Regions from separate parts of the Homo sapiens genome. Here region 2 is linked to region 1. Evidence: read pairs that join two places in POLR2A ChIA-PET (ENCODE). Cell type or tissue: K562. All regions are shown on one strand. Links, peaks and the distances in the headings refer to the core of each region. The heading gives the core; the rest is flanking DNA.

Region 1 (5,210 bases), core at 682-4,681:
AGCTGAAATTTCAAGATTTGATGAAAAATACAAAATAGAATCAATCACCCTGCCCAAGTTTGTATACCCTTCACATGAAGTAACTTATTACCGCCATCTTACAGTTACCTTACTGGACCTAGAATAACTGATGCTAGATCAAGGAAACTATTTGTGTGGGAAGTAATCTAAAAATGCTCTTTCTTGACTATTACATAAAAAAATGTAATATATTCCTATTAGATTGAACCAAATGAAAATGCTCCTTTAAAATAAGTCAGACACATTCAAATATCAGCAATTTCGTGTGGTTCAGTCTGACAGATCAGAGATTGAACTAAATATGGTACAAGGAACCTTGTCTGCCACAAATTTACAATCTAATACTTACTAAAATGTGTCCCATGTAATCTACTTCTTATCACAGCTTTTGTTCTAATTTATTAAGTGCTTGCTTAAATAAAGCACCTTTTAAATTATTTATAAACTTGTACACTTAAGACACAGTATTTTAAAGGAAATAATACAGTCTCTACCATTTAAATAAAATTTTAAGGGGAGCTATCTTAAAGGTGCCTCTTTTTTTTTTTTTCATTTTCTCCTTCTTTATATTTTCCTTTAAATAATGGAACTCAACCTCTCTATTTGTCAGGGTTCTCCAGAGAAACAGACCAATAGGAGGTATATATATATGTGTGTCTATGTGTGTGTGTGTATATATACATATATACATATACATATGTATATATACATATATATACATATATACATATACATATATATACACATATATACATATACATATGTATATATACATATATACATATACATATGTATATATACATATATACATATACATATGTATATATACATATATACATATACATATGTATATATACATATATACATATATACATATACATATATATACATATATACATACATATGTATACATACATATATACATACATATGTATATATACATATATATACACACAGATACACACAAATAGGAGGTATATATATGTGTGTGCGTGTCTACATATGTGAAATGAAATCTCTCTTTATATATAATGTTAAATATTTCTTTTTCCAAAACACACCACACACACACACACACACACACACACACACACACACATATATATAAATAGATAGATAGACGTATCCAAATTAACATATAAAATTAATCATTCCAACCTCAGACAGGATACTCTATGTATAATACAGGGTATAATTGCAGTTAAGAGGAAAAGTACTATATTTTTAGTTTACTTCCCACACAAATAGTTTCCTTAATCTAGCATCAGTTATTCTAGGCCCAGTAAGGTAACTGTACAATGGCGGTAATAAAATACTTTATGTGAAGGATATAGAAACTTGTGCAGGGTGATTGATTCTATTTTGTATTTTTCATCAAATCTTGAAATTTCAGCTCTTCTTTTGAGTACAAGGAAACACCCTGAAACCAGAGACAAACTCTCTTTTCCCTCTTAATTCCATGGTATGGTGACTGGCTGTGGGCCAGGTGTTTACACTGATGCTATTGAAGTGCCAGTTGATGTTCAATATGTCTCTGAGGTGGTATTGATAAACTTGCACAAGAATAATTTATGACATCCCTAGTGATTCATAGTAGAGCAAGATCTATAACTATGTAACAGTTCCTGACATTTGGATAGCATTTCACAGTTTAGAAAACTCATTCTTCTTTCATCTTTGCACAAACATCATAGAATACATTGTCTTTCCCATATTTATAATGGAGAAGAGGCAGTTCAGAGAGCTGAACTTACTTGCTGAGGTAACATAATGGCAGGGACTGGAACTACAACCCACTCCAGGAATTGCTGCTTACCACCTTGGAATTGATTGCCAACTTTCTTACAACTTGCCCTTCTTCTTCCAATTCAGCTCTACCCATTTTGTGGATCAACTCATTACTGGACCACAAATTGCGGAGGTTAGCAGGATTCTGTGAACATTTTCAGGGATGTGTTTCCAAAGAAAATTTTAGCAGCTCACTACTGTGTCCTAGTACATGGGCTTGGCTGTCTCTGGGCTTGTTCTTTTTCCAAAACACAGTGCTAACTTTGCAAACTGCCCATAACATGCAGGCACTTGGAAAACCCAGCCATCTGCATGCATCTGAGCTAGCACCAACGCCTCACAGCAGCCAGCTGTTTCCAATGCAACCTCACTTGCCTAGTGCATTCAAAGAGGAGACAACATCAAGATATCCCTGTAGCTGTAGTATAGAAAGCTGTATTTGGAAACTGGAAAATGTGGGAAGAAAGATTTGTGAGGGCCTTGCTAAAGCTCTGCCTCAAGTGCTGAAGAACAACAGGGAGTAAGTGGGCAATATGTGGCCATTAACCAGCCTGGCTCTTAACTAATGTGAATGGAAGAGTCCTTTACGTAAGTCTCAGAGAACATGCGCTGGAGTTCCAGAGCTATGCCTGACTTTGCTTTGTGTCTGCCTGAGGGCTATGCATAGAGCTCAGCACATAGATGACAGGAAAAATGGTCAAGGTCAGCAGAATGTTCTTTGTGGTCACAGGATGACGTTGCCTCTATAGTTAAGGAAAAATTACCAACCTCTTCCTTTCAATATGCTTCAGCACTCTTCCTGGTGTCTTTCTCTGAAGGAAAAAAAGTGCAATTCTCCTTTGCTATTTGGTGTCTGAATCTCTCTTCACTACTGCAAAAACTCACAGAGCTTGTGAATATCTTCAAATTTAGTTCACAAGATTCCTAATTATATATTTTCTTTCTTGTAATTTATTTTTCAGGCCTCTGCCTAGACATTTATAGCTGTTTCATTCTTTTTGGCTCAGTGCCACCGGGACAATTCTGGCACAAAACAAACATTAGCAGACTAGAATACAAGATCAATCTCTTATCTTAGTAATTACCACCCATTTCTGCTGACAAAATCTTCAGGTCTTAAAGAGAAAACAAACAGTTTATCTGAAAAGCAGAGGAAAGATTTGTCTGTAATTTTGCCTCTCTGGGTTTGCACTATCAGGAGAATTTTTAGTACTGACTTTTCTGTTTGGTGTACACTTTAAACAGCAGTTGTGGTAACAAAGTCATTTCTGGGCTTCAGTCTCACAGCTAATACACTAAGCCTTGGTTTCTCCATCTGTAAAGTTGGGATAATCATAGCCACCTCATGGTGTTGGAAGATCAAATGAGATAATAAATGAGAACACACTTTATAAGCTGTAAAGTGCTATATGAGTTTTAGCTATTAGCTGTGGTGATGGGGATTATAATTTTTGGAAGTTAGAGAGTCTCTGCACTGTCAGTTCTAAGTTGCCCTTTCCGTTTTTTGCTCACTTATGATGAATGAATTTGTTTGTAGGTTTTACAATAAGAACACACACATGCACACGCACACATGCACACACACACACGATTCTTTGTAGATTTCTGAGAATGTGAAAATCTTCATTTTTAAAATTGTAAGACCACATAGTTCTGAGAGGTTTTGGCAAACTATAGCCCATGGACCAAATGTGGCCAGCTTCCTGTTTTTGTAAATAAAGTTTTATTAGAACACAGTTTATTGGAATAAGTATACCCACTTGTTTACTTGTGGTCTATAGCTGCTTTCAATGTGCAGTGGCAAGAATTGAGAACTTGCAATAAAAACTGGATGGCGGTTGGGCGCAGTGGCTCATGCCTGTAATCCCAGCACTTTCAGAGGCCAAGATGGGCAAATTGCTTGAGCTCAGGAGTTGGAGACTAGCCTGGGCAACATGGTGAAACCCCATCTCTACAAAAAATAAAAATAAAAACTTAGCCAGGCATTGTGGCATGCGCCTGTTGTACCAGCTACTTGGGTGGTGGGAGGATCACTTGAGCCAGGGAGGTTGAGGCTACAGTAAGCCACAATTTTACCACTGTACTTCAGCCTGGGAGACAGAGGGAGACCCTGTCTCAAAAAAAGACTCATGGCTTACAAAGCCAAAAATATTCACTATCTGGCTTTTTATAGAAAATCATGACCTCTCAATTAGATCAAAGGATTTTGGTAAAATAAAAGGGTTCGGTGAAATGGACATTTTGATACACTGGTGGTATGAAAGGTATGACCTTTCTAAAGGACAATGTGAAAATATGTGCCAAGAGTTTGGAACTTTTATAACCATTTTTAGTCACTGAATACAAGTACAATGAATGTTAACAGTGTTTACTTCCGAGATATGGACTTCAAATGCTTTTGAAAACAAACAAAAGCTTTCCTAACTTTTAAAATTCTCTGCTGACATTTAAAAATCTTTATAAAGACCACATAATAACACAAACATGTCAACTTACATGATGTTGGTGGGAAAATATGCTCCTAGTTCAATGCCGTTTTAGTGGTAGTTGTTTAAGGAGCTATAGAGTAAAGCCTTTTGGTATGTGGATGAGCATCCTGTAATTTATTTACTTATTTTTCAGCTATAGAGCCTGTTTAGTTTTCTTTTAAGTTGAACAGATGCTAGGTGTTAAGTTCCTCTGTGCTCCTTGCTATGAAATGCTTCTGCTTCCCTTGTAATTGATTACACACACACACACACACACACACATACACAAACACACCTTCCATAGACCCAAAAGGGCAATTCAATATTAGTACCAATTGTTTTTTAAATCTGCGCTGTCAACTTTTCTTTTTCTGGAGCAATTCATTTCATGTTGAAAGTCCTGATGTTTAACTAACAGTCTTTTTTTTTTTTTTTTTTTTTTGAGACAGAGTCTCACTCTGTTGCCCAGGCTGTGCAGTGGCGTGATAGATCTCGGCTCACTGCAAGCTCCGCCTCCCGGGTTCACGCCATTCTCCTGCCTCAGCCTCCCGCGTAGCTGGGACTACGGGCGCCTGGCACCACGCCCAGCTAATTTTTTGTATTTTTTAGTAGAGATGGGGTTTCACTGTGTTAGCCAGGATGGTCTGGATCTCCTGACCTCGTGATCCACCCGCCTCGGCCTCCCAAAGTGCTGGGATTACAGGCGTGAGCCACTGCGCCCGGCCTCAGTCTTTTCTTTGGTAGACAAGAATTATGGTGGCTGGATGAGTTATTTTAAAGATTCAGCAAAATTGTTTCTGATAGAACAGCTACAATTGCAATAGCAAAACTTTGCCCCCAAAAGGAAAAAAGAAATTAAAAAAGAAAAAGAAAAGGAATACAAGTTAAGAGCCCTTGCTATGGCTTAAAAATGACTTTAAACTGGAATCTATT
Region 2 (5,210 bases), core at 595-4,594, 64 kb before region 1:
CCTGCTGTGGGTAGGGTAGGAGTTGGGGGAGTGGAGTACAGGAGAGAGAATTCAAAAGGAAGTCAGGATTCCAGTGATCAAATCCAAAGGAAATGCTATGGGCCCCAGATCTTTAACCTTTATCACACCAAAAATGTGACCCAATATTGTCCTTGCCACCATCATACCCACCATATATGTTCTCCTTAGGAGTGGGTGTAGGAGAATGGGGGAGAGAGCCTTGAGCTCTTTCTAGAGATTAACATTTGGTTTTTTGTTCATTTAATACATATTAATATTTATTGAGTATTGTTCTAGGCACTGTGTACAAATATATGAAAAGTGAGAGGGAGAAATTGAGAGAGAAACTGAAATTTTGGTGGTTAGCTCTGGATTTAAACAAAATAAAAACACTCTTTATCACTATGATATATTTAAACTACCTTAAGAACAACTGTCATATAGCCTATGGGTGGGTAGTTTCTACACCATCACCTGTGAGATTTTAAAGTTTTTCACTCCTTTCCCTCTATATATTTGTAAACAAACATGTGATACTGAATTACTGAAGATTGAGAAATTATCCAAGTCCACTTTCATCCTGAGTTAAGAAATTGGGAGATTTATCAATTTATTGTCTTGGCAGTTTAGTTACCATGGCTGTATGGTTTTTGGTCTTCTGAAAGCCAGAGTGAAGAGTGCCAGGTTATTTGGCAAGATTTCTGTCCCACTGTGCAGTCAGACAGACATATGCTGAAGTGTGGAATAAACCCAAACCTTTTTTTGAACTAGGGACCAGTCGACTTTCTGCAGATGTGGGTCATGGTTACTCATGTAGAACTTTATATTGAAGACCTGCCTGTAGATAGAGAAGATAGTAAGTTTATGGCTCTCTGTTGGTTGGGAACAGACATGAGCCATTTTGACTGAACATGGAGTCTCTGGCTGCTGGTAAATTAGCTAGAGATTACCAACACATAGGGATGTTCTCATGCTGATATTTGGCCCAAGAAACTTGGCACCTAAGAAGCCTTTCCTAGCCAACCCCTAAGAAAAAACTGGCTCAGAGTCTGGCATTGGGAGCTGAAAATAATCCCAATTCCAAGGCTAAGGTACATCTTTTGGAGAAGGTATAAAGTCCTGTTTTTACCCATCTTGTTCTTATTTATTTTCATAATTAATTTCTCTATAAATAGGTACAATTGAAAGTTAACATTTTCTTTACAAATTTCTCTAATTAGGCCAGGTGTGGTAGCTCACACCTGTAATCCCAGCACTTTGGGAGGCCAAGGTGGGCAGATCACGAGGGCAGGAGTTTGAGACCAGCCTGACCAACATGGTGAAACCCCATCTCTACTAAAATACAAAAATTAGCTGGGTGTGGTGGCACACACCTGTAATCCCAGCTACTCAGGAGGCTGAGGCAGAAGAGTTGCTTGAACCTGGGAGATGGAAGTTGCAGTGAGCCAAGATCACGCCACTGCACTCCAGCCTGGGCAACAGACCGAGACTCAGTCTCAAAAAAAAAAACAAAAAAAAAAAAAATCTGGAATTACATTTGAATTCAGCCAAAGTACTCTTCTGTAATACTTTCCAAGTGAAAATATCAGTTCGTTCATTTGTTCTTTCTTTCTTTCTTTCTTTCTTTCTTTCTCTTTCTTTCTTTCTTTCTTTCTTTCTTTCTTTCTTTCTTTTTCTCTCTCTCTTTCTTTCTTTCTTTCTTTTTCTTTTTTTGACAGGGTTTTACTCTTGTTGTCCAGGCTAGAGTGTAATGGCATGATCTTGGCTCACTGGAACCTCCGCCTCCCAGGTTCGATTGATTTTCTTCTTTTAGCCTCCCAAGTAGCTGGGATTACAGGTGTGTGCCACCACTCTCAGCTAATTTTCATAGTTTTAGTAGAGACAAGGTTTCACCATGTTGGCCAAGCTGGTCTTGAGCTCCTGACCTCAAGTGATCCACCCGCCTTGGCCTCCCAAAGTGCTGGGATTACAGGCGTGAGCCAGAGAATTGGTAGAGTCTTTCTGTGTTTTCAGTTAAGTTTAAGAAGTTGAACTCTCTATTTTGGGGGCAGTTTAGAAGGTTCCACACATTTCTGATGATGGGGTTTGGAAACTTCTTCCTAAGTACTAGGAGTAAAGAGTCTGGTAGGAATAACTGGATGTGAAAACATAAAATTAATGACCAATTTATCATCTCATAGGTTTCTTAGTCCCAATGGTGAACCTGTCTGTAAAGTCAGAGAATTTGAACAGCAACAGGTTATTCCCTTCACTTGCACAATTAATTAAAAGCCCTTGATTCTTCCTTGGTGAAAAATGAGGGAGATTTCCAACAGGAGAGCAAATTCTGTAATGTTGGCATGGAATGCTGGAAGCTGAACAACTCTGTCATCAGACCAAACCTGGTCCAATCTTTCTGCTACCTGCTTCATGTTTTGAATAGATTAGTGTCCCTCTTGAGTGCATATGTATTTAATCATTCACTCACATTTGACTTTCTTTCTCTAGGTCCTCGTTTTTTTCTTGCTTATTTCAGGTTTTTATAGAACTGCATTATATGGAGGCATGATTCATATGTCTTATTTTTCCTCCAGTTATGAAATTCTGTTTTCTTTCGCAGAGATTAATGAATCTGCTCTAAATTTCAAATAATGATAGCTTTTGTTTTCTGGTAACTAGCCATGAGCTTTATATGTTTTCTTATAAATAATGTCCTTATTTGAATATCTGCCTATACTGCCATGTTGAAATAAGATTATCTCTGAATTAGCGTGTTTGCCAATTTCCAGGCATAACGCATTCTTGAAAATGTGCATGAAAGATGAATGCATAAAAGATGATCAATGGACTTGAAAATTTCAAGGTGCCATGGGGTGGGATGGATAGCTAGTGCTAGAGAGCTAAAAATGTATTCTAAAATCCTAATTACTCCTTTTAGATATCCTATTCATTGATATATTTGTCTCATTTCATATACATTCTTTAATTTTTTTCTTTCCCATTAAATACATGATTGACAAGTTTAAGTTCCATCATGTCTTGATTGAAAGTTAGGAGTTTCCACTTTTGGGAGAGCTAAGAATTTGCTTCTTTGTCTCTCTTGTATGATTTTGATGAGATCTTCATTTATTATCATTAATTTTAGCATATGAATTTATTTTTGTCTCATTTTGGCTTTACAAAAAAAGGACAAAATAAAATAGCCAAAAAATTGCCCACAAAAGATACTGTGACACAGGCAAAGAAGGTGTCACTGCTGGAACTGAACTGTTAGCCAGCTGGCAGCATCACTATGCAATGGTCTGAAATGGTCACTGGGTGGTTTGTGTTCAGAAGTTTAGGATGGAAAAGGTTCGTTTCGGGGTATACTTATGCAATTGTGAATGTACCAAAGCCTAAAATTATACAAACATGACCTCTTCATATAATAAATATGGCTGTGACTTAAAAAATGGTCAGATATTTAGGAAAAACACAGAACACTGATTGGTTGCTAATTAGACCACTAATTATCAGGAAGGGAAGAGAGTTTGACTCCCTCCTCCCCACTGCCTTGTAAATAAAAGGTGGAACATGGTTTTCCAAGTCAGTGGATTTGGGCTGAAGTTGGTAGAAATGTAAAATTAAAAGGAGGGCACTGAATAAAAAGAATATCCATTCACAGTGAATTAAACAGCTTTTGTTCAGTTAAATTACGGAGATCTTTACAAAAGAGTACATTTAGAAAAATAGATAATCAAAATATTCTATGAGAAAATTATGATAGCAAATACTAAAAGATACTTTGTAGAAATTTGAAATTTGGCTGATGAAAAAGTTTAATTTTTTTTTTTTTTTTCCTGGAGAGATGTTGTGTTAAACAACTATTAACCTCAACAGGAAAGGCATCAGGTTCAAGAGGCTGAAGAAGAGACCTAGAACCAGCAAATGAGACATGGGGTTTTATGAGGGGATTACATACAGGGGAGAGAGTTCAGTGGTGGCGGCTAGATAGGAGAACCCCACCTTACATACAGAAATAGTCCAGTGGTGGTGGACCAGACAACATATCCACTTGACCCAGTGGTGGCGGGCTGGGTAGGAAAACCACAGTGCTTGCAAACAGCATGCAGTTCATACAGCATTTTCACAGAACACTCCCGCTAACGATCTCCCCCTTTAACCTTCATCAAGCTGAAAACTCAAGGCCTCAATTCTCTGTTATGGTCTGTGTTCCACAGAATGGGGCTTGGGGGCTCCTGTGTTTCTCATAGACAGGGAACTAATGTCCAGGTTGGCCACTCCCTAATTCCCTAGCTTGGAATACAGATTCAGGTGCATCTGCCATACAGGGTCATTCTAAAAGTATGCTTCAGTTATTGCTGTCATGTGCATTTACCCTACAAGAGGCTATTTAAATTATAATGTAATAGTGTATTAAAAGCAATTCTTTGGAAAACCTTTGAATGAGAATCCCTCTGGGACTTTGGCAATAGCTCAATGGAAAAGCAAATGCATCTGTAGTGGGCAGGAGCCTCACGGCGGCCCAGATGGCCTGGAACCCAGGGGGGCAGTCCCCAGCCTTCCTAATGACACATTGAAAGGCGATGATCTTTGGCTTGGTCAAAGCCACTGTTCCTGTCCTAGAATGTCTGATTGGGCGGGTATGACAGAAGAAGATCTGCCTGATTTGGTGGTTGTAACAGAAGAAGAGGATACGTTTCTAGACAGATTCCCCCTTCTGGCATTCACTTTGCTTGTCTGTTTCGTACCTACAGTGCTCCAGTTAAACTCTGTTAGTATAATAGTTATTACCCAAACACCACCACCCTTTGTAACCTCTAAGCCTTTACTCTTGTCTGTTACATCTGCCTTAAATCACTTTTCTGCCTTTTTCATCCAACGAACTCCAATCTAGTGTTGAAAGGCTAGCTGATGTGAAGTAGGTTAAGAAGGGAAATTTTAACAACCCTTCACTTCTTCCACCCTAACCAAATACAAAACCAACAAAATTATCTTCTCTCTGAACTTCCATAGCACTTTTTACTTCTTTGTTACATTCCAGTGATTACAGTAATTAGTGTACATTTTTATCTCTTCTACCAAATTATAAACTCTTCAAGGAGGGAAAAAACCACATTTGATTCATTTGCTTACTCATTGTGGATTCTTCTGCCCTCCCCTTCCTCACTTTTCACTGTACTTTGTATATAGTAGACATTCAAATAGTAAATTATATTAAATATTAAATA

Evidence for each region. Peaks named below come from ENCODE experiments on the same cell type or tissue, not always from the same donor. Only the 100,000 strongest peaks of a DNase experiment are listed, where the experiment ranks them.
Region 2: POLR2A ChIA-PET joins it to region 1 with 5 read pairs; 2 of 35 experiments call an interaction of 5 or more read pairs at or near these places.

The regions. Positions count from the first base shown.
Region 1 is chr4:81,783,901-81,789,110 of GRCh38, reverse strand. No RefSeq gene overlaps it. Among named protein-coding and RNA genes, the nearest start is that of RASGEF1B, 310 kb to the right of the region's middle. In K562, for the core only: no CTCF peak of the experiment used is centred there; DNase peaks (open chromatin) are centred at 2,520 and 2,850.
Region 2 is chr4:81,848,037-81,853,246 of GRCh38, reverse strand. No RefSeq gene overlaps it. Among named protein-coding and RNA genes, the nearest start is that of RASGEF1B, 380 kb to the right of the region's middle. In K562, for the core only: no CTCF peak of the experiment used is centred there; no DNase peak of the experiment used is centred there; H3K27me3 peaks cover 713 bases.